Linked DNA regions of Homo sapiens: region 2 is linked to region 1. A link is a loop called in an ENCODE intact Hi-C map of the cell type or tissue named here. Cell type or tissue: heart right ventricle. All regions are shown on one strand. Each heading gives the region's core, and the rest is flanking DNA. Links, peaks and the distances in the headings are about the cores only.

Region 1 (15,561 bases), core at 6,580-9,079:
GCCCATGGCAGCGCCTAGGGGTTGCCTACGACCCCTGGAGCCCCAGAGGATGTGTGTTATGGTGTGGTCCTTTAGCTTTGTCATCCATGGATGGCTTAAGTGTTTAACAGCTCAATGGGGAGTTAGTGTGACAGCCTCTTCCCCCTCACCTCAGTTCTTGTCTGGCATCCAGGAGGAGTGAGGTCACACGAACAATTTGGAGGGTGGTGAATGCAGAGGATTTTATCGTGTGGTGGAAGTAGTTCTCAGCAGGAAGGGGAGCTGGAAGGGCAATATAGTGGGAAGATAATCTTCCCCTGGAGTTGGGCCATCTGTGGCAGAACTCTTCTATGAAATTCTGCTGTCAAGCCATCCCTCTGAAGTCAAGCTGCTTCTTTCTAATATCCAGCTGGTTCCTCTTTTCTCCTTCCCTGCCAGTGGAGCTTGGAGTTTTTATGGGTACAGGGTGGAGGGTGGGGCCGGCCAGGGTAGTTTTGGAAAAGGCAACATTTGGGTGGGAAAACAGGGATGTGAAGTTTTCATTTAGGGCATTGGTTTTGGGCTTGAGGGTGGAGCCCTCGCCGGGGAACCACCATCTTCTACCCAGTATTTCCCTGCCTCCTGTCTGTATGTAGTTTCTATTTTTCTGATAAAATATTTGATTTAACCACTTACATTTTCTTTAAGACAATTAATTGGAGGTTCTTCATATATGTTGCTAGTAAAATGTCACATACACATGCCACATTTAAACATATAGACATACAGGACACATAGAAGCAAATTTTGTATTAATAGCTTTATAAGGTTCTCCATTTGCCAGTTTGCAAATAGTTTCTTTCCTCTTTAGACTCTCAAGCCCTAAACAATTATTAGCTAGGCTATCCTAAATTTACAATCACAAAAACATGACTCTTAGGTGAAAATTTACCTCCCAAAGGCACAGAACTTAGATCTAAACACCTTTATTTACTGAGACAAAGAAGGGCATAGGTAAAGGCCCAGTCAAGATAAGATTACCAGCAAAAATATCTTAAACAAAAGTAAGGTTGGTTTTATAAACTTTAAGGCACTGTTTTTCCTGTCATAAAAGTTTCTAGTAGCTTAGGTGGAGCAAGGGAGATGCTCCTACAAATGGAGATTTCCGTTATATATGTATATTTATTTTACAAAGAGTTTCAAAATAGCCACCTAAATGCCAGAAAGTCATATTTTGGAGACCAATCTAGTCAGAAAGCTGGTATTTTCAACTTAGCTTATGTATTGATTAGATTACTAACCTCAGGGTTGAGCCCTTTAATGAATAGCAAAATGAAAGCATTTGCAGTTTTTGGGGACTAATGTTTACATATGTGAAAAACAGGCAGTGCACCTAGATATTTAAAATTGAACGATCCCACTTTTACATTGAATCCCGGGTCCCCCAGAAAAGAGAAATGCCACAAGACCGGGGTATGCAATGTTTCCACAATGCACCTCACTGCATACATTCCCTCAAGACTGGTAGGTGAGCAATGCCCATCAGCCCACTCTGTGATCAGACCACCCTCCCACAGGAGGAGTTTTATGCCTTGAGGGGAAGTGTTTCCTCCACCTTCAAGTGTTCAAACCTGTCTTTCTATCTAAACACCGGAAAAAATGAGTAGCCCCGTACATTTATAATCATTCACTGTAACTGATTTCAGCTGCTTCAGAAACCACAGTTTTTGCCAGTGACTTGTCAGCCATTGCACACACAAAATTCAAGTTGTATCTCATAGTACAGAGTAATCCCTGGTACCCTAAAAGCTAAAGAGGTCAGTTACTACTTCTAACAGCTCTTGCAAATCTTTATTATTAGACTCAGTTATGGAAGTACGATTGCCCATAATCATATTTCCTTTTTGAATGATAAAAAAGACCCAGTGAGAGGAATTTTGGTCACCCAAGAAGAATGTTTAGATTTGTCAATTGAACTGAGCTGTGAAATCTGACCAATTTTAAAGATTACAAATTTTTCACTTAAGCTGTAAGATTACACTTTTTCTTTTCAGAGAGAAACTATTTTTTCCCCGACCAAAATTTTAAATGAGATAAAAGATTGAAAAACTCTTTTTTTTTTTTTGAGACAGAGTCTCATTCTGTCACCCAGGCTACAGTGCAGTGGCACGATTTTGGCTGACTGCAACTTCTGCCTCCCAGGTTCAAGGGATCCTCTTGCCTCAGCCTCCCGAGTAGCTGAGATTACAGGCGCCCACCACCATGCCTAATTTTTGTATTTTAAATAGAGGCAGGGTTTCACCATGTTGGCCAGGCTGGTCCGAACTCCTGACCTCAAGTGATCCTCTTGCCTCAGCCTCCCAAAGTGCTGGGATCACAGGCGTGAGCCACCGTACATGGCTAAAAGATGGGAAAACTCTAAGAATTAATTCAAAATAACACTAGCTCAAAAAGAAAAAGTGAAAGTCACAAATCTGCAATCAGCAGAGACTCTAGAGAATAACAAATGGAACTCCTACCTTACAGTAGAGCTTCATTTCCAACCATGTTGTGGCAGGAATGTGTGCAGTTTCAAAAAGTGAATTGGTCTGAATGTTCAACCAAGAATGGAGCATTCAAATCTGAGGAGGGCTTACCCAGTTGACTGACCTCCGCTGACTCCAGTGAGGTCAGATGAATGAAAGTTATGCTCATATCAGGACTCCAGCTGTCAGCAAAGCAAGGGAGATCACTGAAAGTCTGTTTCAGGTCCCACCTGAGTCACCAAAATGTCAACCTTAAATAACATAAGTACAGAGATTATATGAGCTCAAAGCTTGAAGATGGCCACCCAGGAGCCTAGATTCATGTTGCCCTGAATATACAGTCCAATTAGCAATAGTTACAAGTGGGTCTTTAAAGGAAAAAAGAAGAGAAGTTGTTTATCAAGACTTTTCGTTAAGATAACATAAGCTATTAATTGGTTATTCATTGCTCTTTGTGTCACAAATGCTAGGAATATGAAGATAATGAGTGAGAAAGCTGGTCAGGAACAAAAATGCCTTAAACAATTGCCCCCAGTCATGGCTACTCAGGGGAGAGACAGCCATGACTGAAGCCCTGTACTTATGTCTCTCTGGGCCTGATAAATGTTGCATATCTCACATAGTTGACCTGCTCTGAGCTATTTTTCTTTTCTCAATAATATCTAGGAATGAAATATGGCTGTAGCTAGGAGATTGATTAAAAGTGGTAATGTATTCCAGAGTCATTAATGGTATGACTTTTCTACACCTATGCTTAATTTTCACTTTATCTCAGATTATTTATTTAAGTTTAATTTTCTGCCATTTCTTTATGAAAATTCCTTCTAGAAACATTGGTCTGGCTAAAAAAATATACTTAGATAATTATGCATCTATGTGAGTACATAGATGAGTGTCCCTACTGGGGATAATCAGGTAATCCAAGTGAAAGAAGTAGTTTCTAGATGGAGTATAAGGCAAACTTTATCTCTTACATGCTTCTTGAAACACACAGTCTTTGGGATAATTTTTTTACTCCTCTGCTGTTGATAGCTTTATGGTGTAGGCATCAAGATGCTGGCTGGAAGCAGAGTTTCACTCCAGATGATTCTACTGAAGAAAATTAAGGAGTATTTACCAAATATTTACAGAAGCAGTGTTAAGGGAACTGAGGTAAAGGCAAAGAGATGTTGATGTTCCCAGAGAGGAGCAACAGAGGGAAACGTTTACCACCCTGAGAGCTCAAGGAGCAACCACAAGGGTGTTTCCAGAGTTCATTGAGAGCCAGAGCCTCAGAGGAGGGCCTGCTTGGAAGGACTGTAGACAGGGAGAGATGCAACCCCTGCTAGACAGAAGTGCCAAAGCAGGGAGACAAAGAGGGAAAACCACTCAGATTTCTCTCTACTCTTGCCTTTTGAAGTTCTTTCTTTCAAGCTTCCATAGGCAGAACCCAATGGAAAACCAGTAAACAAAAGAACTAAGATTACACAGTCGATAGAAGGGTCACTTCCTTGGGGCATAGAGCAGGACAGAGAGGACATTTAGGAAAGGATGAGCAGAAATACACCACTCTCCCTGTATAAATTAAGTTAAATAATTTTTCTTTTCTCCTAACTATTAAAAATAAAGAATGCAAGTTCAGTGATAAACAGCACCTACTATTTTGCCTTAGGATTGGCAATTGATACAGCTTGGTAGGAATAATGGCAAAGTGGCTTCATTTAAAGAACAAAACTGCTCTTTTACTCTGTTCCATGGTTGCTGTGATGTCTTTTTTTCTGACACCAAATGTGTGGGTTTTTCTGACATCAAATACCTTATTTTTGCATATCGATTCTCTAATTCTCTGACATCAATTGGATGTCCTACAATTTAACTCAGTTTTGACACAAACTACCTGATCATCATGAGACTTCACAGGTGTAAGGGCTCAGTTCCACACCAGCTGCAAATGGAGTGCCCAGGTGTATTAGTCCATCCTCATACTTCTATGAAGAAATACCTGAGACTGAGTAATTTATAAAGAAAAAGAGGTTTCATGGACTCACAGATCCACATGGCTGGTGAGGCCTCACAATCATAGTGGAAGGCAAAGGGGGAGCAAAGGCTTGTCTTACATGGCAGTAGGCAAGAGAGTGTGTGCAGGGGAACTATCCTTTATAAAACCATCAGATCTCATCAGACTTACTCACTATCATGAGAACAGCACAGAAAAAAAACCCACCCCCATGATTCGATTACCTGCCACCAGGTCCCTCCCATGGCACATGAGAATTGTAGGAGCTACAATTCAAGATGAGATTTGGTTGGGGACACAGCAAAACCATATCACCAAGCTACCCACATTTCTTCCCAGCAACTACAAAATGTGGGAGTACCCACAACTCCCCAATTCAGGTTTAGTAACTCACTAAAATGACTCTCAAAGCACTTTATGTTTATCAGTTTATTATAAAGGATACAACTCAAATGAAAGAAATGCATATGGCCAAGCATCAGGGAAGGAGTGTGTAGCTTCTGTAGCCTCTCTGGGCTCACTACCCTCCTGGCATATATCAGTGTCTTCACCAAACTGAAAATTTCCTGAACCTTGTTGTTTAGGGATTTTTATATAGGTTTCATTAGGTAAAACCTCTGGGTTTGATTAATTAAATCATTAGCCCTTGGTGTTTGAGCTCAATCTCTGGCCCCTCTCCAGTTCTTGGAAGTCAGAGAGGGTGGGGATGAAAGTTCCAACCCACTAATCAAGTCTTAGTCTTTCTGGTGACCAGTCCCCATCCTGAAGCTACCTGAGTGACCTCATTAGCATAAACTCAGATGTGGTTAAAAATAGTCTGTTCTGAATAACAAAACATACCCCTATCACTCAGGAAATTCCAAGGGTTTTAGAAGCTGTGTGTCAGCAACCTGAGAAAAAGACTAAATATATTTTTTATTATGTCATAGTTGCCATGCAGAAAGCATGGGTTAAACTGTCCCATCTATTAAAAGGAATCACAGATTTCAATTTTCATGTGAAATCTCCCAAGTTTCAAATGTTGACAACCATTTCAAAATTTCCAAAATCTCTTTGCAGTCCAAATAAAACATACCTGTAGACTGGGTTTGGCCCATGGTTTCTAGTCTCTCATACCTGACACAGAACTTCGGAACAGGAGTTTTCAACCCTGGCTGCACACTGAAATCACCTGGGTAGCTTTGAAATCTTTGTGCCTGGGCCTCATGCCAAAACAATTAAGTCAGAATCTCCTGGGCTGGGCCCCAGAGATTGGTATTTTTAAAAGTAGTTTTCTGATAATTTTAATGTACAGTGATTTTAAAAGCTTCTTATTTTGCAATAAGTTTACCTTCACATAGAAGCCATAATGATAATATAGATTTTCTATATATTGCACACCCAGTTTCCCCCATTAACAACACCTTAAATTACCATGGCACATTTGTCAAAATTAAGAAACTGACATTGGTATATTACTATTAACTAAACTCCAGACTCTATTTGGATTTTGCCAACTTTTTTATTAACATTTTCTTTCTGTTCCAGGATCCAATCCAGTTACTATATTGTGTTTAGCTGTCCTGTCTCATCAGCCTGCTCTGATCTGCGATAATTTCTTAGACTTTGTTTGTTGGAGTAGTACTGGCCAGGTATTCTGAATGTCTCTAGATCTGAGTTTGTCAGCTGTTTTTCTCATGATAAGACCCCTAGTTTTCATGGGTTTTGGGAGAGAATACCACAGAGGTGAAACACCCTTGACATCTCATATCAGGTTATATTCCATTTTTGAAAACAACTTCTTGAAGTAATAGTGGCTGGGTAGAGTGGAGCTAGCAGGACCCATCCTACTCTTGAACAGATTGAAGTACATCAGTCAGTAGAGAAAATCAGGAGGGATGACATGAGGCCAGCAATGGAGCTGCATCTCTTGCAAATAAATAGTCTCAATTCAAAGTCATGAGACAACAGTTCTATTCCAGGCTCATCCACTAACTAGTTTTTAGGGAAGCCAATCACAGTCTTCTAGTGTTACTTTCTTCATCTGTACAATATAGAAGTTGATATCTGAGTCTTGAAATTATGTGACTCTCAAACTCTGGAATGTGTTTTCATTAGTCAAATATTGTCATCCACAGTTTCATTTCCTAAGAGGAATGTGTTGTAATGCTGAGCAAGATACCCTCAAAATTTCTGGTTTCTACAAAAGGGCATGTAAGGGAGGCCTCTCTGCTTCACTGTTTGGTACTTAAGACACTTGTATCCTAAGAATGTCAGGTGCCTGGCAGGAAGAAAACAAATTGCAAAAACTGAGAAGAAAATTCATCGCATTCATTCATCTTTGTTTCTGGAACTCACTATTTTATTCCTTCCGTTACAATGGATTAAGAAGGAAATGACATAATTTGTTTTTGAAATGTCAGAAGCAGTGCAGAGTTTAGTACTTTAAAAAATAGTTTAATGTTGACCCTGTGCATACGTAAATCTTACCAGAAATGAGGATGACTGGCTTACAACGTTAGATACTCTAAGTTGCCAATAATTTGTACAGAGCCTGTGATTGCAAAACCACAAACATTTCACAATACTGGAAACCTCTAATTAACCATAATAAATGACAGGATGGGTTTGTTTTAAATACATGGTTAATAATGCTTACTGCTTTAAGACCATAAACTGTGTGATTCTCTATGGAGGTGACAGAGGTAGGCTGCAAATGGTTTTGCAAAGTACGTTTCTACCTCTGCATGTTAAGTCTGACCCAGAACATTCTACTAATATTGGATCAGCCTCTCATCTGACGTAATTTGCCTGTGGGAATTGTATCGGCTGTTAAACTAGCTCCTCTTAGTAGCTGTTTGAAAAAAAAAAGGAAGAAGAAGCACAATTCTGTGGTGTGTTTCAAATAACTGAAGCCAGTGTCCTAGGTACTGAGACAAGAAAGAATGTCAAACAGGACCTTTAATGTGTATTTATATTTAAACATCAGACCTAACAGAAAACCCTGAAGCTTTATACAATGATTAGAGCCTTGTAAGATCCTAATTAATGTATTGTCAGGTGAATGGTTGGCCTGGCACTCAAGCTGTTCTGAGGGACGCAAGGGGTTTCAGGTACCGCCTAGGAAGAATAGATGCAGTTGTAGTGATTCAGTGGCCCATCTGAAAGGGACATATAAAGGCAGCTGTGTCTGGTGTGCTGTCTTTTCAGACTCACTTGATAATGCTAGTGTCAGTTTCAACTGAAGCGTGTGCCAGATTCCAGACAGCTTGAGCTGGCATTTCAGAGAGGTTAATTGTGAAACTTGAGAAGAAAATGGGCACATTCTTCCTAAGATGGCTATTCAAATATAGTCTCTTTCCTCCCCCCCCAGAGCTTTCTGGGTCTCAGTCTCACTTTTGTTCTGCTTCCACGTAAAATGCATGAGGAACACTGAGCCTTTTCCCCTTGGCAGCTCCTATATTGCCATCTTTGCTGGGACTGCTTTGCCTTGTTAAAATGTGCCCCGTGTATTAAAATGGAATTGTCACTGCTGGGTGGTGCAGCGTAACATGGTTTGACACTAAGCGCCGGCAGCTACAGAAAACAGACTTTTATTGCATTTATTCTTTCAGAGACGGGAGTCTCTAAAGGCTCACAGCAGACATTCACTTAGTTAAATCTGAATGAACCCAAAGTGAACAATCTACTCTGCTGTCTTTGTGTTCATAGAAACAGCCCCCATCCAGCTTGATATGGCTGTAAAACAGTGTTAAGAAAAGATGATCACACTTAGAATGCAGAAGGGAGGACTTGAGGCTTTCAAACAGAACAAAAATATTTTAAGTGGGTGGAGTGGGTTAGCCACTTGATTTTCTTTTTTAGCTTCCTCTCTATTCCCTAAAATGTATTATGTAGAATAAACACACACACACACACATACACACACACACCCCTACACACACACACACACCCCTAGTATTAGTCTTCATTTATAATTCCATGCCATTTTAAGACAAAGGATTTGATTTGTAGGACTCTTGCAAGCAAGCTTTAGATTCTTAACTGCCTTTTATCCAGATGAGTACCCAGAGAGAGATTGAACAGGGAGGGGGCTCTGAGGCATAAACTTTGCATTTTGTAGCTCTCCTGGAATAAAAATTCCATAAAGTAACATCTGTAGTAATTAAGGGCTTACATTTCCTCTCCCATTCATGTCTCTGCTAGGAGAGAAGGTTATTTTCCCAAAGAGACAATAGTGGATCCTGTGGGAAGAGAGAAAGAACAGAGTTAGAATTCTTTTCTTCCTGGAAATGGAAATTTTCTACTTAAAAAAAAAAAAAGATAAAAAAATTGAAAGACTTACAGTAAAAGGTTCCACTGGAAAGGAAACTTGAAAGAGTTAGGAAAATTGTACTTAGCTGTTCCTAAATATTTAGAATGAGGAAAGATTCCGCTTGCCTTTCTTATCCAAACATCTTCTGATATAGGGGAACTTGTGAGTGAGTAGTAAACAAAATGCTGTTTTTGTTTTTATTTTTATCTATTAAAATTGCATAAAGAGTTTTCTTTTTATTTGGACATCAAATTGATTCATTCTGAAGACTTTTTTTTTCAAAATAATACTTATGTGGATCCATTGGGTCACCTGATGATATACATACTGAGCGTTAATGTTAAGTTAGTTTCCTACACTCTCTTGTCATAGCAGGATCAGCTACTTAAATTAGGGTGAAATATGACAATGTAGATCCCTTTGTTAAAACACTGTTAAGAAGTTCAAGGTGGCAACAGCAGAACTTTAAACCAAGTGCAGGGTTGTTCTAAGTGTGGGGCTGTGTGTGAAGACATAGGCCTCATTCCTGTAAATTTAGCCCTGCTTGGCGGTAGAGATTTGTCATATCCATCGATACAGAAAGATGCACTCTCATCACATGCTTCATAAGAATGTACATCTGAAAACAAAACTTTGTCAGAGAATAATTATAGCTCAAAACTGGAACTCGTTCCTGATATTATCTTCAAACTTGTTAAACAAGTGATACAGATGCCCTGACTTCCTCTCTCAGTTAATTTTTAAGAATTTCCCGGGCAAACCTTCCACTGAGCCACATGCTTGCTCTCTCTACCACATTGTAATAAGGACGCACGCCCTCCAAGCTGCCCAGCTCAGCCCCCTGCCCTAATTACTTCGCCAAAAGCCTCTCCTAGATTCCGTGCCTCTTCTCAGCATTTCTCTCACTTCTGGGATTCCTCTCACATTTGAATTCTTATAGCTGTAATAAATATGTATAACTTACTTGACATTTGTTAGCATATTTTTTTTGTATCTTGTTTCCTTTGCCATGTAATATGGTCCTATAATATGGCCATGTAATATGGTCCTGAAATGGACATAAAATTTAGATGTAGGAAAGTTTTACAACTTGAGTTGATGGGCACCATTCCAAGAAAGCTCATATTAATAACAGCAGAAAATCCAAAATTAAACTTTGCCTTTTGAACACATTTTACACATTTCACACATTTCATACACATTCTTTCATGTGTGTGTATGCTGTTTCTTAAATGTATTTTTGCCTCTAGTATACTCTTTGGAAGACTTAATTTTCTTTTATCAGAATTAATCCTTAATTATTATCCTCCCCATCCAATTTTATAAAATAAAAAAGGCCAGATATTATCCATTATTTGGAAACTGCTACAAATATTACTGTACTTAAGATATGGTAACATTGCCAAAATTTAAATTATGTTGGTATGGCTCAAAATGTTCATGCTTTAGGTTGTATGTGAGATGCCAAAATTTGGCACAAGAATACCAGTTTAGGAATATTGATAAGATAGTATGAAAAAATAGGATATTGTCCAAAATTCAATATTGAGAAAGCATAGAACCTAAGGTTTGTGTATCTATACCTTCCTTCAACATGTAGGACCCCACCTAACTCTTTGGATGTCTTACATAAAGTGGATTTTCAATAAAAATGTCATAATGCTGACGACTACATTACTATACCAATCAGTCCTTTAGGCTGCAAGCCATGCAAATAAAACACATCTTGTCAACCTCTTTTGTGAAATCCATCAGCAGTATAGCTTAGTAGCTATAGCACAGGCTTTACTGTTGCACAGATGTCAGTTCAAATACTGACTTTTCCTCTTATTGGAAAGGTAGTTTATCTGTTTAAGCCTCAGTGACCTTATTGATATGAATGACAATAAAAAGACTTACCCATCAGGTTTGCTAATTCATCATTCAACAGACATTTGTTGAACACTTTCAATTGCCAAATATTGCTGGGTGAATTAAGATAATGCCGCAGGGTTACCTCTGAACGAGTGCTCAGAATAGAGCCCTCCACATAGACACCTTTCAAAGAGTGAATAATACTTTCTAAGCATTAATGAGTTTGTGATGTTCTCTTATCAATCTGGTCATCATGTTCATGAAAAAAGTTGGCAATTAGGGTACAATTCTCAAATCAAGTATTTCTATGGCTTTCTTGTTTTCCTTTACTTCTTAAGTTTCTTTTTCTTGACAACCATATATGACCTCTGGTTTACCTTTTTTTCCCAGAATGGAGTCTACTGAAAAATGTGAAGTGGTAATTCAACATTTTAATGGAAAATATCTGAAAACACCACCAGGCATCCCAGGTAAGAAATTCACTAATAAGTGACTGAATGATGCCGAGGCTTAAATTGCTCTTATTAGAATAAGTACATTGTAAAGCCCTTGTTGATCACTGCAGAGTTGGGGGGTTTGCTTTTCTTAATGTGTATTTTCAAATAATACTGTGTAGCAACTCATCTTTCTCAAAAGCTTTTTGGTAATTCTTCTTTTGCTTTTTGAATCTCTGCTGCTAACTTTCTAAAGTGGATTAGAAGAAAACCATAGCAAAGAATAGTTAAAGAATGATGTGCTGGAAGTGATAGAATTTTATGACTCAGCATTAATATTAAAATTCCAATTTCCAAGTTACAAAATATCCAAACAATGATATTCACAATGAATCCCACAAATTGATGCCAGCCCTGAAACATTTCTTACCAGTCCATGACAAGAAAAGCACAGAAACTGAGAGAAAGCATTTAGAAACTAGTATAGCGATTTGACAATGTCATGAAATCTCAGTGCATAATTTTCTTTTACAAAAATATCAGTTACTGACAAATTGGAAATTTTAGAAAATACTGTCTATTTATCAGAGCTAGTTTGAGAAGCCCCAATCTGGACTATCCCAGGGCATTTCACACTTCCCAAGGCAAAATTCCTAAGGTTTTATACACATTATAAAGTGTTCTAATTTTATGCTATTAAGAATTGCATTAAACATGAAATAATTGGATTTATTATGTGTATCAGAGCTACAAATGCCAGAACTTGAGGCAGTAGTGTATGTGGAAGGTTTTAATATTAACTAAGTAAAGTTTTAAATATAATTCCAATATAAAAAATTAACAATGGAATGAAGTATTAAACTAAGAAAAATTACGTAAAGATTCATCTGAATAAGGCAGTTTGGTTTATTTGTTGGTCTTTTATATACAGTTATTCTCAGAGGAGACTAAGGCGACTTCTTCCATCTTACAATATGTGACTTTAATCTTTTTAAGCTTGATTTCAATACCGTTTGCTGTATAATGCATCTACTATTTAAAACCCATCAGAGAGTTCAGAGGTTGAGCATTTTAGTTCCTTAAAATATATTGAGTTTATAGATAAGAGGAAGCATATACAAAAAGAGAAATATTTTTGTGGAGGGTTTTGTAATGACTTGCTTTTTTTAAGGGGGGATGTCAAGAATGCAGAAAGACCCTTCAGACAGACACTTGCATAATCTGAAAACCTAAAGTAGCTGATTGCTGGCTAATCAGTGAGTCAACATACAGTGAAGACTGTGCCTTGATTTGGTTAGCTTCCATGTGTAACGTTCCCTTGGGAACTGACTGCATTATGATCCAATTGGAGACATATGGTGTTGTTAAGAAAAGAGTTAGCAGTTTTCATCTCAGCATGTTAGCTGCCCTTGCATTTTAGCAGAAATACTTTTTTTTTTTTTGTATAAACAGACATTTTAAGACACTTTACTCAAATCCGTCATCGAGTAAAGGAGTTGCATTGTTTGTGGACTTTCCTCTTGTTTGTCCTATTTCATCCAACGGATACCTATTTATATAGAAGTTGTTCAAACTAGGTGTAAATTATATAATTATATAAAAATAAAAATGAGCACACTGTGTAGAAATTATGAATGATTCAAGTTTTAGCACAAGTCTCAATTTTTTGATTTGTTCAAAATATTGGTATGTCAAAAAGACGTATTGAAAGCCTTCTTGCCCTGATTGATTTGAAAGTATTTTATTTGGTTTTCCCCAATGAACATATTGCTGACTAATACAATTTAATGCTGAAGACAAAGAAAGTCACTACAAATCCCCAAATGTCTGGGCATCCTTCCAGAATATGCAGGCTATGATATTAACCTATCTAATATCATAGCTACACCCAATGGAAACATTGTGAATAGCAGGAACTTGGTTATGAGTTTTCTCACTCATTTTTATCTCCCGGGAACAAGAAAGACAAAATAATTATGTTCAGTTATAAAACTCTTAGGAGAGACAACTGTATGCTTCTGAGATTTCCACTCATCATAATAGAACTAAATACAGAATATTGATCATCATCAGTGCTTGAATCTGCTTATTTATAAATTACTTTGAAAGTTAGAGTTGAATAAAGGCTTCAAATGCTAAGTAAAGACATTTAATCTTTGATACTTAAATTAGGTGTGGAAGAAAAGAGGATATAATACAAGATATGGGTATTTTGCAAGGTAAAGTAGTAATTTGCCCTTGTTGAGTATAATTACTAAGTCATAACAGGTATAATTACAATTTGGGTATATGCTGTCTGCCTTTATTGGTCCTCATTACTTATTACCTGGAAATAGCTGAAATCTTACTTTCAGAAATGTATGTCTTAACCAATATTTGATTCCATATTTAAGACAGGGAGTAGGATATCACTATGAGCTATGGCATCAGATATTTATACTTTTTTTAAGTGGCCAATTTCCGAATCTTTTTCATTACTTTAGAGAGTGTGTCTTTGCTTGTGAATATGCTCAACTATAATTGGTGTGACCCACTGAAAACTAAAATACAATTTTTAAAATTTGAAAAATCTCAGTGTTCTGCCTTATCAAGATTTGACATATTTGAATTCAGAAGTTTGTGGTTTTATAGAACTGCACATTGATTGTTTAAATACATTGCTTTAAGGTCATGTAGATGAGGGACTCACAGGGATCCAATAATGATGACCTGAGATCCTCGGGTCTTAAGAAAGCTGTGGAAAGATTGAATATGATGTCAATCATCTTCTTCTCATACTAGGGCCCTATTGTATTAGTTTGTTTTCATGCTGCTGATAAAGACACATCCAAGACTGGGCAATTTACGAAAGAAAGAGATTTATTGGACTTACAGTTCCACGTGGCTGAGGAGGCCTCACAATCATGGTGGAAGGTGAAAGGCATGTCTCATATGACGGCAGACAAGAGAAGAGAGCTTGTGCAGGCAAACTTCCCATTTTAAAATGATCAGATCTCATGAGACTTATTCACAATCACAAGAACAGCACCGGAAAGACCTGCACCCATGATTCAATTATCTCCCACTGGGTCCCTCCCACAACACATGGGAATTCAAGATGAGATTTGGGTGGGGACACAGCCAAACTATGTTGCCTACATTTAATATAACTCTAAGCAAGTACTGAGCAATTGGTGCCATATTCATACGGTCTACGTCTCTGTTTAGGCACAGTGTGGGGAAAATGTGCCTGTGTTATTGGGCAAATATAATGGCATTTGGTTTCTGTCACTGTTGACAATGACAATTATTCTTAAAGGAGATGCAAAGCTAATTATTTTCCTGAGATGATCATCTAGTTTCCAAGTCCCCTACTATGTCATTTCTAAAAAAGAACAAGGAAAAAATCTATTTCAACCTAAAATGTTGACATTGCTCTGAATTTCAAATTCTAAAAATTTCATAGTTAAGGAAATTTGCAAGGACATGTAACACTGACCACATTTATGTTGCTGCCCCATTTCGATTTGAGCCATTGTTGGAATAATTTGCTAATTAAATATGATTCATGTTGGTATTGGGTTCTAATTCCTGACAGATAAGTGAGTTGGAAGAGAACTTTACAGATATCTTTTTGGAACACGCTTTATTTCTCTGGGCTCCTCCTATTTATTCATAAAAGATCTTTTTTTAAATGAATACATCATGGATGATTGATGTCTTTTAGCATATCCCAGAACTACCTCTGTTCATTTTAGATTATAATGTTATCCCCAGATTTTGGTTCCCTGGATCAATGAAGCTAAATATACATGCCAAAAATCAAATTATTGAGTACTAGTATACAGGAAGTTAACAAAGATCAGTCACATGTATTGCTGCTAGCAGATGAGAAGGAGAGACCAAAAGCATGTGTTAAATAGTGTCAATCGTTTGAGTGTTGTAGCCATCAGCAGAAAGAGATCATTCAGCGTTTTCTCCCTTACCTAGAGGGAAAAGAAAATACAGCATTCCATAAATGTTGCATGTCCTACATATCGATCTTGATGTTTTTCTGGACAAAATGAAGGATCATTAGTTGCTTGCCTGCCTAACCCCAGACATTTCTTTGTCCCGTAATGAATTACACAGCAATGTTGTATAGCCCCAAAGTGTTCCATTTTCAAATCTCTGGCAAAAGCAAAGGGTTAGTTCCCAGACACTTCAGGGATCTGTGGGGCATGGACTTGAAAGGCTCACTTTCAAAGAGCCCCCAGAGCAGAATGATACACCATGCGGAAAAGGTTTTCACATGTAGGGACATGTATTGATGAACAGAACATGCAGGCCGGTTTGTAAAAAAATAAATCATGTTTTGCTCCCAAACTAGACATTTGTTTTTTCCTGTAAGCACGTGCTCCTATCAGTGGAGCAATCTTTTCAGAATAAAATGGAATAACTAACTTCTGGTATGCTTTCCTTACTCTTTACATAATTGTTTCTAATCTTAATTGAACTCTAAGAAGTAAGGAAAATTTGAGA
Region 2 (15,561 bases), core at 8,275-10,774, 330 kb before region 1:
TTTGCGTATAGCATAGCCAGATTCAGGATGAATAGACAGTCAATGTTGCAGAATATTATAATACTCCAAAAAGTGGTTCTTGGCCAATGGTGGGTGTGCTAGAATCTCACTCTTCTGCATGACTAAACTGGGAGGATTTCGGCATTAAAAAAAGAGCTCTGTCTCTGTGATGTAGTGTATACTTTGAGAATCTTTGCTTTCCTCTGCTGAAATAAGGACATAACTCTAGAGGGTGCCTATTTTCATTGGGTGAAAAATATTCCTTTGCTAAAAAAAGTCTTTCATATGAGTCTACTGATGGATCTTAATTCATTTGAGTAAAAGCCACCATGCTAATAGCAAAAGTCCTATGTTGTTAGTCCTTCTCTCATTTTATTTTTATCTGTATTATTACTAAAGCAGTTTTCTCCCATTACTGCAAACCACAAGGAAAAGCAATCAAATTGATTACATTTATTGTCTTCGAGAACTCCAGTTATAAAACTAGACCATTCCATCATTCTATTCATTGTGATACTTAAAACTGTCACTCTGGGTAGTAAAATGTGTTTTCCTTTATTATAAAGAATACAGTTTACAGTAAAATAACTGGACATTCTCACAAGAATTAGCATTGGATGCAGGTGCCATTTTTTCCTGTACTCTATGCTTGATCAAAAGGCCAAGAAGCAATCTCCTATACTCTTAATACAGGTAAGTATAGACCATATTTCAGTATTCCAAGTTTATCTATTTATCTTTTCTTTGCTTTCTATGCTGTGCTGTGTGCTGAGAACTCTGTATTAACCCCACCTGTATAAACTGTTCTACTTTCATTATCTTAGGACTTCAAGGAGTAATTGTCACTGGATATATTTTAATCTTTAAAATATTTTCTCATAACAGCATTTATTGTAATATTATCATTGAATTTATCTGCTGAATTCTAATTATCTGTTCTATTTTACACATGTTATAGTGTAGGTTAAATTTTTATCAATTACCTGAGAATTAGAAATCTCTGGTCTTTGTTACATTATCATAAATTTTCTCTAATTAGATCTCTTCTTCAAGTCGAAATTCTGGATGGAAATTCTTAATACCAGTAGTGTTAGGAAGTTGACCTATAGATAAAAATATTTTCTCTACTTACAAAACTATCATTATAGTAATATAGTACATAGTAACATGGTAATATAATGAGCTGTAATTCTAGGCTGCTTCACTGGTTTGTAAACTTAGATCAATTATCCATTATTCGCCAAAGTGTTGGGTTCCATATGATGTTGGCTATAGGGAGAAGGGGAGAGCGATGCATATGTAAGTTTGTGTGTAAATTAATATATAAATCTTGCTTATTAAAATTTTGAACTTCACAAGCTATTATTAAGACCCATTTCCTGAATTTAAGGAATACTTACACCACTACCAACATGATTTTAAGAAGGCAGTTTGTATCATTACTATTGTAGTTCATGCTATGCTTTTTGCTTTGGCGATGGATGCTGTCTCAATTTAGCTTCTTACCGTTGGTGTCTCTGTTTTCATTCTGCTTAAGATGTAGTCAATTTTATGGCATTAATGGTCTGCCCTCTGAGAGCTTACAGTAGACCCTGAGCATTTGTAAAGCAAGAAATGATGTTAGTAAAGATACTTTAATTGCGGGGAGTTCTCTGTTGGCTGGTGAATAAGGACGTTCTCTTTGAGTTCCACCTTTCTTTGAGAAATTTTCATGTTTCCTGTACTTTTCCTCTATTATATCATGGAAACTTACTAAATCAGCCTGTGCATTCCGCCCACATATTCCCTCATGGTGCCTTCCGGTCCTAGCAGCTGAGCCAGGGCCATCAATAAATCTTCTTCTTTTCCCCCAAGATATTCCTAGTTGCTTCTTTACTATTCATTCTTGTAATTCCATTCATCTGTGTGTATCATTTAGGATGCTGGGCAGTTGCATCGCATTTCACCTAAGGTCACATCCTGATGGGATTTGGTGGGATCCTAGAGCTGGCTAGGACCACTTGTGAGAGCTGATTGTTAAATTCTCCGAAATGACGTGACTCAGTTGTTAGACTGCTTAAAGGTAAAAATCAGTGGTGTACTTAGGTTTGTTTTTTTTTGTTTTGTTTTGTTTTGTTTTTATCAACATAGCTATAAATCAGGGCTTTTCCCTTGTTTTTTTTTTCTCGCAGAGTTTCAGAATACTTGCACACCACTAATTGTGAATAGTTTTCTGTTTTGATTCCCCACTTCTTGCAATCTGCCTTTTAGTGCATAGAGCAAGCACTGAGGCTTCTTTAAGGGAAGCAAATAAATGATCACTCCTAGAACACTCTATGTTATAGTGATTGTACTTTAGAAAAGGCTATTATCGGCCAGGCACGGTGGCTCACGCCTGTAATCCCAGCACTTTGGGAGGCCGAGGCGGGTGGATCATGAGGTCAGGAGATTGAGACCATCCTGGCTAACACGGTGAAACCCCGTCTCTACTAAAAATGAAAAAAAAAAAAAAAATTAACTGGGCGTGGTGGCGGGCGCCTGTAGTCCCAACTACTCGAGAGGCCGAGGCAGGAGAATGGCATGAACCTGGAAGGCGGAGCTTGCAGTGAGCTAAGATCGCGCCACTGCACTCCAGCCTGGGCAACAGAGCGAGAGTCTGTCCCTAAAGAAAAAAAAAAAGAAAACAGAAAAGGCCGTTATCACTATTTGCCAAGTTTTACATCGTATTCTTCAACCAAAGCAAAAACAAAACAAAAGCATCCTCTGAATAATGGAGATGTGTAGAAAGTACTCTGGAATGTATAAATGTATTACTATCCCATTCTTATGCTGTGGACTATTTGCTTCAGCTACCCTAGAGCATCTATCTTATGACTTGTTAGAAATTCGGGAGATAATTAAACTGAAAAAAACAATTTAAGCCATTGTTTACCCACAAAATGTTCTTGCAGGGGAACAATTTTTTAAAAATCTAATTATTTTTAGTGTTAGGAGCCATGAAATTAGTATAGTTTATTTCTTGTATATAAAACTCCTTTTAATTAAGTGCATGGATATTTAGTAGTTGGTGTGTTATTTAACGTATAAGTTTTTTCCACTGACAGTTAAATATGTCTTATTTTAATTAGTACTTTTACAACTTTTAGATATTTCTCAGAATCTGTGTATTCTAAGAATGACTTCCCTTATAAAAATTTATATTTGTCTTAAAAAATTCTTCTGAGAGTCTTGTCATCAGCTTATCTGAGAGCATTCTAACTACTATCAGTAGCTACTATTAGTAGCTCCTCTCAGTAGCTAGAATAATACCAACTAAACCTAATGTCCCATTAAAGAAGGACATTCTTTGACTTATAATCTAGAGAATTTCATTCTGACAAGCATCAATGGACTTTTTACTTTGTATCATGAGATTTTAAATCACACAAGCCAGAGTTGGCTAGATCAGTCAACAAACCAATATACCTGTTAACCAAAAGAACGTTACTGTTCATGAAAACAATCCATATTATAAAAATGCTTTAGGATTTATGTGATAATAATAGCTAGCATATATAGAATGCTGTGTGCCAGGTTTTATTCTCAGTGCTTTACACACAATCACTCACTTGAAATGGTTAACAGTGTTCTGAGGTAGCTATTATTTCAATTTTTTGAGATGAGGAGATGGAGACAAAAGAGGTGGCATAGAGGTAAAGCAAGATTTGAGCCTGCGTTGTGTGTCTGCAGGATCTATGTCCTTAGACACTATACAATGACAATAATGTTCCTTTCTTCTTCCTGAGCCTATGAAGAGTATACCAATCAAGGGCAAATGCCCTTTAACTGCCAGTCTCTGAAGCTCAATTACTTCTTTAAAAAAGGACAATAGCAATTTGGAGAAGAAAAAGCAGAACTGTCTTATTACTAGGGATAGTTCCTTCTCTTATGTAGAATATCACCAGCCCAAAAAAAAAAAAAAAATCTCCAGTAATAATCACACAAAAAAGAAAAGATGCATCTGGAATTGGATGTGCCTATATTCTTTCGAGAAATTCTCTAAGGTTTGAGGTGCATTGACTTAAAATATACTGAAAATGGGAGTCCTCATAGAGGTTTATAATTAAGAGCAATAGAAGTTTGTGTAAATATTTTATAAGTTTCTTATTATAAAAATTATAATAAATTTGATAATGTAAATTGCCTAATATTCATTTTATCATGAGGTATTTTTTTCTTAAACTTGAACATTAATTTATTCTCATAGTTACCACCTCACAGCCCCAAACATAATAAATTTTGAAAATGTATTTATAGAAAATTATCTGTGCAAGTGCTCATTTCAATCTTTACAATGAAGCAATTACTTTGCATGTATTAATTCCTGTCACATTTTTGATCTGTGCTCTAACATTGTCTTCTTGAGGAAATTATTATGTTTTATAGTTCAAATTTCTTAGATTTAGGACTTCAAAGGCCTAGGTTCTGTTCACATTTAATTTTGCTACATCAATAAAATATGAATGAATTGGCTAATAAAGCAACAAAACTATTTTATGTCATGGAATATAGGTTATCGTTTATGAAATTGCTGAATTGCCCTGGTAATTCACTGTAAGAAAACCTTCTCCTTTTTTTGCCTTGGTCCTGTTTGGACAGAAATAAAATTGGTAGCATGTGTGTTACATGGAGGATGGCAGGGTTGCGGGGGTGGTTTCTCTTTTGGGATGGCAGGTAAAGTAGATTAAATGGTATTGAAAATGCTGAGGGCCCCAGGCAGGCAGCTTGTCTGCCAAAGAGAGACACATTTACTCTGTACCTACAGCTAATCTTAATTTCTATCTTTTCTTGGTATTTAGCAATTTTACAATTTAGATGAAAGTTTGGTTATTGGTTAAAAAGAGAAAATACACCTTTTCCCCTCAAATTATATTTTTACTTCCTACAAATCTTTTAATAATGTGCATGTTTGGTCAGGGGAGGTATCAGTTGAAAGAGAGGTTTTATATGCCAAAATATAAACCTACTTCTTGAGTGTGGGAGGAAGCTTGAATATGGTTTCTACTAAAAGGAGATTAATTACATTTTAAGAAATTCCTGTAACTAGTAGCATAGCATAGAAACTGTGACCATTATTTCATCAGCACATAGTATGGGAGATTATATGTTGTAGCTATAAGAATGATATATATTAGCATTGTCCAGTAGAACTTTCTGTGATGATGAGAATGTTCTGTGTCTACCTGTCAGATACAGCAGTCAGTACCCACGTATGTTTTTCAGCATTTGAAATGTAACTAGCGCAACTGAAGAAATACATTTTTAAATTTAAGTTAATTTTAATTAATTACCTGTGAATTTAAATAGCTGCATGCTGCTAATGACTGTCAGATTGGACTGTACATATTTATATTTAAACCTGGAGTTAACGGAGGTGAAGACTGCTTAGCTTCAGGTCCTGGGTATGATGCTGAGCAGCTGAACAACCTTGAAAAGTCGTTTAACCTCCCTAAGTCTCAGTATTCTCTTCTTCAACATAGAGATAATAATAGTTCTTACCTCTAAGAGTTCTGAGATCAGGAAATAAATCAATGAGCATAAAGCTCTTAGAATTGTGCCTGGAATATAATGTATGCTCAATAAACTTTAGCCATTGCTATTCTTATTTTATAATCTTTTGTAGATATTGATGAAGTAGAAACTGAAAAAGTATGGAAATGAAATAGCTCTAAAGTAATAAAAGGAAAATGTCCTGAATGGGTATAATTTTAGGTGATCCTTGAGGAATATGTGGGATTTGGATAAATAGAAAGTAATTACAGGGTGACCATACACCCTGATTTGCTTCAGACAATCTCAATTATTCCTTGTGTCCTGGTTTAATTACTAACATCCCCCTCTTTTGCTCTCAAATTTTCCCGGTTTGTAAGATAAATATTAAGTCACTGTAGAATTAGATATAGGAGTACAGCCCAGGCGTTTCAGATGCAGGGAAGATAACATATTAAGGTATAGATGCAGATGTGACTATGGTGTGGTTTGAATGGTGAGTACTGGGAAGTAGAAGGAAACAGGGATACGTGTAGGCTGGACACATTATGGAGTTGGGATGAGAACTGGTATAAGGAAATTAGATTGGATTGTATATGCTATTTGCACTATTGTTGAATTGCTCCTGTGTCAACATAGATTCACTTTCAGAAAAGCAAAGTTCCCATTTAATTGGACAAAAATATTTGGTGTATCAAAAAAACCTGATACTATTTTGTGTTCTGATTGTATTTCCATTACTGACAGTAATTTTCGTTATACGTAATTGGGAACAAAGTGTGTTATTTCTATCATCCCTTTGCTACAAGTAACCAAATCAGTAATATGATTGGTTAATATGGAAACTAGTCAATTAAAATGGAAAATGCCTCATTATTATCTGAAGCCATGACTTTCACAACTGGAGGAAACTTTGCAAGAGTTCATTTAGTTGCAATAAAGTATTATCACTGAATATTTTATGTTGCTCTTTAAGCTACATCCATTGTAGCTTATCACTGCATATTTTATGTAGCTCTTTAAGCTACATCCATTGGTCTTCATTCTACTTAGGAGGGTGTACATTTTAAAAAAGCTAGGGGAGGCCAAGCGCGGTGTCTCATGCCTGTAATCCCAGCACTTTGGGAGGCCGAGGTGGGCGGATCACAAGGTCAGGAGATCGAGACCATCCTGGCTAACACAGTGAAACACTGTCTCCACTAAAAAATACCAAAAAAAAAAAACCCCCCAAAAAAAACAAAAAAAAAAAAACAGGCGTGGTGTCACCCGCCTGTAGTCCCAGCTAGTTGGGAGGCTGAGTCAGGAGAATCGCTTGAACCCAGGAGGCAGAGGTTGCAGTGAGCCGAGATTGTGCCATTGCACTCCAGCCTGGGCGACAGAGTGAGATTCCGTCTCAAAAAAAGCTAGGGGAATTTTAATTGTTGGCAATATTACTAATTGTAATTTTAGGGAAATAGAGTATTAGACTGTAGGAAAAACCCCGTCTCTACTAAAAATACAAAAAAAAAAATTAGCCGGGTGTGGTGGACTGCACCTATAATCCCAGCTACTCCGGAGGCTGAGACAGGGGAATTGCTTGAACCAAGGTGGTGGAGGTTGCAGTGAGCCAAGATCATGTCACTGCACTCCAGCCTGGGTGACAGAGCAAGACTCTGTCTCACAAAATAAAAAAATAAATAAAAAATAGAGATTATGGGGAAAAACTGAACTAAAATATTAGGCAAATATATCTTTCTTATTAAGTGTAAGAATGTTACTCTAAGCATAATTGTTGTACATTTCTGAAGACCTCTTTATCTCTGATTGCATTTGACATTGACATGGTTGGCTAGCCCAGAAATCTCCATAAAGAGTTTCTGGTGACCTGTTCTGGGTTTTCCCTCATTGCCTACTTATTCTAGCTCATCGTGAAAGCAGGCATTTGGGTTGATCTCTGAGGTATTCCTTGGACAAACACAGCAGATATTCCATTATGGTCACTTTCAGTATTTCTGGAGAATGCTCTGATTCTAACAATTATTGTTCATATTGTAGCTAACACTGTAATCTCCAGCTGGGGAACACATCATGGCTCATTATTCCACAAGGAACCAATCATTATCAATATTGGAGTCCTAGCATTTTGGGTTATTTTCAAGGTATACACTTGACTTTTTAAACTAATTCCATAAGCACTGCAATGTCTGAAGTATATGTTAATTTTGTTTGTTTGTATTTAAAGAGATAAAAAATTAGTCAAATTAAAAGAAGAATTGGGCAAAGACCAGATGTCACTGCCATTTGAAAAACTGATAATCTTTATAAAACTCCATTGATGTCATTTATAGCACCACTTTTTGCTAGCTTATAAATTTATTAATCAAATTTGTTTATAGGTGCTTGAACTGAACAATAACTAGTTTATTTGTGTTTCCAAGTACCATGAATTTTAAAATGTCATTTAATATCTAAGCCTCTGAATAGAATTCAATGACTTTAAATTAAACCTATTTGTAAATAGCACAGAGCAATGTGTGATTATGCAATCTGCTGAGGTTTTCAAAAACTAACATTTAGAGCAAAAGTGAATCTCATTCTAACAGAATTTTAATAAAAACTCAGTAGTGATTTGTAAATGCTTTGAAACCAATTAGCCATCCCATCCACAATGATTGTTTCATCACAGCTTAGTTCTTAATGAAAATGGCAAACCACGGTTCTAATGACATAATTTCATTTCAAGAATAGTGGCTTTCATGTTTAAAAAATAATTGGCTCTTTAGCACCCCCTTCAAGGTGAATTACTCCAACTAGAACTGAGAAGGCAACGCTCATATTGTGGGTCTGCCTTGTGATGATGATAATGACAATGGTAATGATGAGAAAACAAAGAATTACTGAATATTGGCTCTGTGCCAGGCCCTGTGCTAAACATTTGACACATAATTTATACATTTTAGCTTCACAACACTCCAATGAAGTGAAATAATCATAATTCCTCTTTCACTCATGACAAGAGGTTTAAGTGCCTAGTTAGTGGTGGAGCTGGATTCATAGTGGGTAATCTGGAGCTCTTAAGCACCATGTTACCACTGTTGACAGCAGCTATTACCTAGGCCAGTTGATAGAGAATATTCAAATGATTGCCTTTCATGAGGAGTTTTGTCTTTTATTGCTTATTTCCATATCTAGCTTTGGGTAGGAAAAGAGAAGTAGGACAGATTTTCACCAAACTGTTACAAAAGACATAATTGAAACAATTGTTTACTATGCTTGTATTCTAGATAATGGAGAGGCAATTGCCTAGCATAAAATTGCAAAGCCATAATGTATGTGGTTCATGAAACCATGGCTGTAATTGCATGGCTTGCCTTAGATATTAATTTAGCTGCATTTGTTATTACTTGCACAGAGAGTATTCATATTCACCCTCATTTAAGGCTATTATAGACACACTAGTGACTACCACAGTTCTTATCGTGTCCACTCTCTCACGTTGTGTTCACACTAGAGGAGAGGTCTGAAGAATAAAGGTTATGTGGAAATTACACTATCAAGGAGATGAATCCAACAGCCTGCAGCAGTGTTATCCAGCGAGCAATGGATTACATGTGTACGTGCAAGCTAAATAATGTATGATTTAAGACAATAAGGTAGTATGTATTCATTTTTGGATAGTAAAAGAGATGGCATGTCAGTCCCTTGGGAGATTTTATCCAGGGCTTTACCCTTGAGTGGATAAAAAGAGTACAAATTCTATTGCATAGGAGGTGAATAAAAACAAACTGGGGAGACCATCAGCAGAACAGACTGCTGTGTGATGGAGTCCAGAGCTACTCCAAAACCACCAGACCAACTGCCTCAGGATCCTGCCAGCAACCAGATGCCGGCAATAGAACTGACTGCAGTTTGGCATCAGGGCTCTGTGATTTCCAGCCAAGGGGAATTGCATGCAAAAAATATTTAAAATTCTCTTTGTAAAGAATTATGTTTTCAATCAGAAGGAGAAGTATGTTTCAGACTTAGTCTGCTGCAAATGAAATGTGGCATACTGACATCTTGGTTACAGATGGTGGAACTGCGTATGTTGGAGGGGGTGAATGCCATGCGAAGTTGAACTTTGGTTTGGTGGTAAGGTTTTGTTTACGGTTTTTTTAGGCCATTGAGTTAGTATCATTCTGTGAGGGGTACTGTACTGGCCTTTCAAGAAGATGGTCTGGATCTACTTAAAATAGTGATTCTCAACTGGAAGAGATTTCCCAACCCTACAGGGGGACATTTGGCAGTATCTGGAGATATTTTTGGTTGTCACAACTTTGGGAGAGGGCAGTGCAACTAGCATCTAGTAGGGAGAGGACAGGAATGCTATAAACTATGCTACCATGCACAGGACAGCTCCCTAAAACAGAGAATTATCTTGTCCAAAATGTGAGTGGTGCCAAAGTATGGAACTAAGGTTTAAAATTATCTGGCTCATATATATTCACTACAACCCCGCCTGCAGACAAGTGTTCATCAAATATAGTTTGATAGTGTATAAAAAAATTGTTAAATAATTTGCTTTACTCTATTGATGTGTGAGCAACATTTATTGAATGTCCCAAATGCTTTCTGTTAAAAAAAAAAAAAAAGAAGAAAACACAACTAACCTTTCTCCAAACCTACATACCCAAACCACAGATTTTACAAATGTAGGAGGACCCAGTTGATTCACTTTTCAAACTTGAAAAATGAGGTATATGAACAAAGCACACTAAATGAATCAGCTGTTTAGGAAGATCTACAAGCCAGTTCATTTTCCTGTTATTAAATAACAAACCATGAATCTTGACAAATGAACCCACTTGTTTGACAGTATTTGAAAAACTCATAACATGCTTGGTTCTGATGGTCACTTCCCCTTTGAAATTACATTTTAAGATGGACTTCATTTAAATTCTGATAGAGAAAAAGAGCCTTTTAACCTTCATTTTGACTGTCTGCTGTTTATCATCATCATTCTTTCCCTCCTGCTGATACTTAGATGCTCCAGAGCTTTTGCCAGAGCATCATCCTCCAGTGTTTACTTCAAGGAAGTGTTTATGTTTATTGGTGTCCATATAATTAAGAGCTAAAGTTCTGCAGTGTTGTGGGAGACTGCGTGGCTTCTGGAGTCAGAGTCCCTGGCCTCAAGTTGGGCTCCAGCTGTGTGACCTTGAGAAGGTCATTTACCCTTTTTGTGCCTCAGTTTCCTCATTTGTAAAATGAGAAGAATATTATTTGCCTCATTGTGCTGTTGTGAAGATAGCATATAAAATGCTTAGCAAGCACAAACGGATGCTACCTATAATTATTAGGATTACTATTTTAGGAATAGCATGTTTCACAATGGATGCCAATTCATCTTATTTCATTTCCTAAAGAGGACATTGGCACTGATCCTCTGAGATAGCATCCCTAATGTGTGGCTGAAGGGCTTTAGACCCTATTCCATAATCCCTAACAGAACCTTCCAGCAAAGCTACAATGACTAAACATCTAAGAAAAATCTGCATACTAACCAAGCATATGCAGCTGCAAGAGAAATCCTCTATCTCTCTTCTTCAATCAGAGTGTCATCCAAAATCCCCTTCTGAATGTGCCATTTCCACCGCTTCTAAGCTGACACTGCAAATTCATAGCAACCCCTTGCCCTGTTATAGCACAGTGTTACAGTGTTCAGTAACCCCAGACCGTAAGTACTCTCTCCTCCTAAATAGGATTTATAAAGTGTGACTTTGAGCAATGTAGCAAAGTCAATTTTATCTGCAGGAAAATATTTTTCTTTACTAACATTTTAAAATCCCTTCCTCAGTGCTCCAAAATGATTTAAAAGCTAATCAATGATAAAATCCCAAATCCCTCTAAAGACAAAGAATTGAGAAAGGAAGCAGAGCCACTTTAATCAGTAAAGGGGCTGCTGTGACCCATTAACCCCTAGAGATTATTGACACTTCTTTTATTTATTTATTTATTTATTTATTTATTTTTTAAGATTCTGTAGTTTGGTCATATGTCTTTGGCAGCAAGAACATACAAAATCGCTTTTGCTTTTCACAAATTAATTCATTTAGGCCTGTGCATTTGTCAGGCATTCCGGGAACTTTCTGCCAACATTTTGTTGATTAAAGGATGTGTATTTGGAATATGGGTGGAGAGGAAGGAATTTATAATTCTTAAAACCAAAGAATGATTTATAATGCTGACCGCTACCTGAATCAATCAGTGCATCATCAACAGATAAATGAAATACTAAAGATAAGGAAGAGTTCCTACACTGGGTGTTAAAATCTGTGGATTGATTGGTTCAATAACACCGAGAAAATCGACCGCTTTCAGCAGAATTTCTAGAATTTACGAACAAGGATATGACAAAGAAAACCGCCTTTTTGTATTTTGTTCAGAAAGCTTCTGAAATACATTCTTTCTTCACAAGTCTGGTGCTTCCACTCCTAATTATAAATTACATATCTCACTTCAGTGCACACAAGTTCCTGATCCTCATCCCAACTTCGGTTGGCTTTTGACTATTTTGTTAATTTTTTTCCCTGTGAATTTGTTGGGCCTTTTGGAGGACACGTTTATTGCTTTAGGCATCATGCAATTTACTAAATGGTGTTCTGGTTATGGAAATGCTTACAAAGAGCCCTAGGGGGGAAAAGAATTAAGTAAACACATATTGATCATCCTGTAGCTGGTGCTTTCTTATTTGATTAGTCAAGGACTCAGTCTGAACTGGTCCTTCTAATCTGTGATACATAAAGCTGGAGACATTTTTCTGGCTCCCTGGTGGTTTTAAAGGCTAAACAAAGTCTCATTTTTGAAAAAGCCTGAATGCAGAATGGAATTCAAAGAATTTGGAGAGAGGGGAGGTGAAAGTGGTAGCAAACAGCTTTAAAAAGGCCCTGGGAATTTTAAGAGAGTAAGGCATATAAGGGAAGTAAAGAGAAATCTCATCTGACCCATTATGAGATACACCAGGAAGCCACCTCGGCAAGCATGTACTGAACACCTACTGTGTGCAGGACTTGTAAAAGAGGTAGAGCTTAAGTTTTGTGAGGATTCCAAGAAGCTAAACAGAATACTTTATGTCAGGAAATAAGTCATAGTTTTTGATGCTAGCTAAGAAACTTGAGCTTTCTGTAGATATTAAATTTCAAAAGGCAATGAATATATTCTATTTAATCCAAATACCAGGAAAAGAAGGTTTTATCCTGTATAATTCATTTTAAAATTCATTTTAAAATTCTATGTGAAAAATGTTGATACTAAAGCAATACTAAAGAATAGTTGAGAAAAATGTTTCTTTCTTTCTTTTTCCTTTTCTTTTTTTTTTTTGACAGAGTCTCACTCTGTCGCCTGGCTGGAGTACAGTGGCGCAATCTCGGCTCACTGCAACCTCTGACTCTCGGGTTCAAGTGATTCTTCTGCCTCAGCCTCCTGAGTAGCTGGGATTATAGGCACATACCACCATGCCCAGCTAATTTTTGTATTTTTAGTAGAGATGGGGTTTCACTATGTTGGCCAGGATGGTCTTGATCTCCCGACCTTGTGATCCGCCCTCCTCAGCCTCCCAAACTGCTGGGACTACAGGCGTGAGCCACCGCGCCCAGCCAAAAAACGTTTATTTCAAAGAAGAAATCTGGAGGCTCTGGGTTTTGCTCCTGTCATGTCTATTCTTTCACTTGTGCATTTCTCAACTGTTGGTCAATGTGTGTTTGCGTTGCACAATTTTCTTTCTTTGTTATTTTTACTTTTTATTTTTTCTGAGACTGGGTCTTGCTCTGTTGCCCAGGCTAGAGTGCAGTGGCGCCATCATGGCTCACTGCAGCCTCAGCCTCTAGGGTTCAAGTGAACCTCCCACCTCGGCCTCCTGGATAGCAGAGACCACAGGCACATGGTACCACACCCAGCTAATTTTTGTGTATTTTTTATAGAGATGGGGTTTTGCCATGTTGTCCAGACTGGTCTCGAGCTCCTGGGCTCAAGCAGTCCACCCATCTCAGCCTCCCAAAGTGCTAGGATTACAGGCGTGAACCATAGTGCCCAGTCTGGACAATTTTCTTATTCCCAACCTACCCTGCCTTCCCAAAAATAAGGGGCATAAAAGGTGAAACATGATAGAAAGCTTGAAGCTCGCTGCATATGAGATGGTACAGTCTCTGGCTGAGGGAAACAATGGGAATTCAGAGAAAAGGAGGTTTCCAGGAGGCTGTTTGAGATTTTGGTGGCTGACTGTATTCTGAGATTTAGAATTAAGAAGCAGATAAAGCTAACACCAAGTTTTCTAGCATGGAGACTGGCAGAACAACAGCAACATTGAAAGATATGGGGTAATTGTATTGGGTGGCTGGTGTGGGGAATTGGGAATGAGAGAATAGGTGCAATGGGTTGCATGTGATATACTGAATCTAAAGCACATTGTCTTATAGACAGTGGGAAATAGGGACTGACCAAATTTAAAATCCTGGAAGGTGTAAAACAGATTACTATTGCAAGAAATGAAGCTGGGTACTGCTAAAACTTGGCCTTCTTTCTCTAAATGCTAAGTGCTGTCTTTATTCCATTTTTTATTATATATATAGTAACCTAAATATTTCTCAAGCACCTACTGTATATCAGGCACTAGGCTACATACATGACATACTCATGTATGGTTTGACACATTCCCTGCTCTCAGGAAACACAGATTACTGTTAGAGGCAGGCATTAAATAAGCCAAAAATAATTAAATAAGACCCAATACACTGAAAGCTGTGAAGGAAAATACCAGAGTGTTGTAGGATGATACTTAATTTGAAATCAGAAGGATGGATTAGAGCCAGCCGAGTAGAGTGGGGCTGAGAATGGGAAGGGTGAAAAGTTGGGAGTACCACAGTGTCTGGTCTAAGAAGTGATTGGAGAAAAAGTCTGATAAAAAATCATGTGGAGCTTTCAGGACTTTGTAATAAGTTTGGTGGGAAGCCACTGCAGGATTCTACATACAAAGTTTAGCTGTCTGTGATTAAGGCCACAGTCAGTTCTATTTCCAGGACATCTCATTATTTACCCAGACCCACTAGGCCTGTCAATTTGGTCAGCAGCAGAAGTTTTGGGATGAAAAGACATACTATTTTCATGTTGAATATGTTTCTTGAGGTTTTTTTTTTTAGAATGAAACTGTAGAGACACAAAGTACATTTTTTTCCCTCAGATTATATTATTCCTTACCTTTATGCCATGGCACAAAATGTATTATAGTTTGACCTCATCTGAATACTTACTTGCTAATGTGCCAAAAATGTGCTGTTTGACAAAGACATACCTCCCAAATCTGATAAAATAGCTAAAGACTCTTCATCTTCAGATGAGAACCCAGCCCAAAGTTTCCCCACTGGAATCTTGATGAATGTGCTTATTTTGTTTTTGGGTAGCATTTGGGGTCACAACTGAGAAAATCTGGGACAGTTATATAGGTTGATATTACTACAAGACAGATACAAACCATGAATATTCATATTATTGTTATTTTTGCTAATATTGTACACTTATTAATTTCTAGGAACCATTTTGTTTGCATTAACTCAACTTTTTGAAAAAATCTTCTAACTTAAGAGAGTACCGTTATTATCTCCTTCGTATTAATGAGAATGCTGCTTCTCAGAGAGGTTAAGGCACCACTTAAAGGTCACATAGCCAGTAAGAGGCACAGCAGGGACTCAACCCTAGACAGTCAGTGTTAGTTGAGAACTTTTGAAGATATGCCTGTATAAAAAAAGAAGCATAATTAGTAAATATATATCTATGAATTCTGGTATGTATAATTTTAAAAACCCTCACATTGTTTATTGCAATTTTCTGGGAGTCATTTTATCATTTTAATTTTGCCATATAATAATGTAATGAATTAAAACAGCGGTTCTCCCAGGGGGAGATTCCTACCAGCACCAGGGAGCATTTGGCAATGTCTGGGAATATTTTTTGGTGATCACATCTGGGGAATGGGCATTACTAGAATCTGGGAGATAGAGGCTAAGGATGCTACTAAACATCCTACAGTGAACAAGGACAGTGCCC

Evidence for each region. A loop is a pair of places that touch in the nucleus more often than their neighbours do. Peaks named below come from ENCODE experiments on the same cell type or tissue, not always from the same donor. Only the 100,000 strongest peaks of a DNase experiment are listed, where the experiment ranks them.
Region 2: it touches region 1 in a loop (2.3-fold over the local background); 7 of 110 quality-filtered maps call a loop at or near these places.

What each region holds. Positions count from the first base shown.
Region 1 is chr3:29,751,893-29,767,453 of GRCh38, forward strand. RBMS3 (RNA binding motif single stranded interacting protein 3) reads left to right here. Exons shown (of 15, transcript NM_001003793.3): 6 at 11,018-11,097. Among named protein-coding and RNA genes, the nearest start is that of RBMS3-AS2, 120 kb to the left of the region's middle. In heart right ventricle, for the core only: no CTCF peak of the experiment used is centred there; a DNase peak (open chromatin) is centred at 7,650; H3K4me3 peaks cover 429 bases; H3K27ac peaks cover 2,500 bases.
Region 2 is chr3:29,418,471-29,434,031 of GRCh38, forward strand. The region is part of intron 1 of RBMS3 (RNA binding motif single stranded interacting protein 3); the gene reads left to right. Among named protein-coding and RNA genes, the nearest start is that of RBMS3, 150 kb to the left of the region's middle. In heart right ventricle, for the core only: no CTCF peak of the experiment used is centred there; a DNase peak (open chromatin) is centred at 9,356; H3K27ac peaks cover 2,420 bases.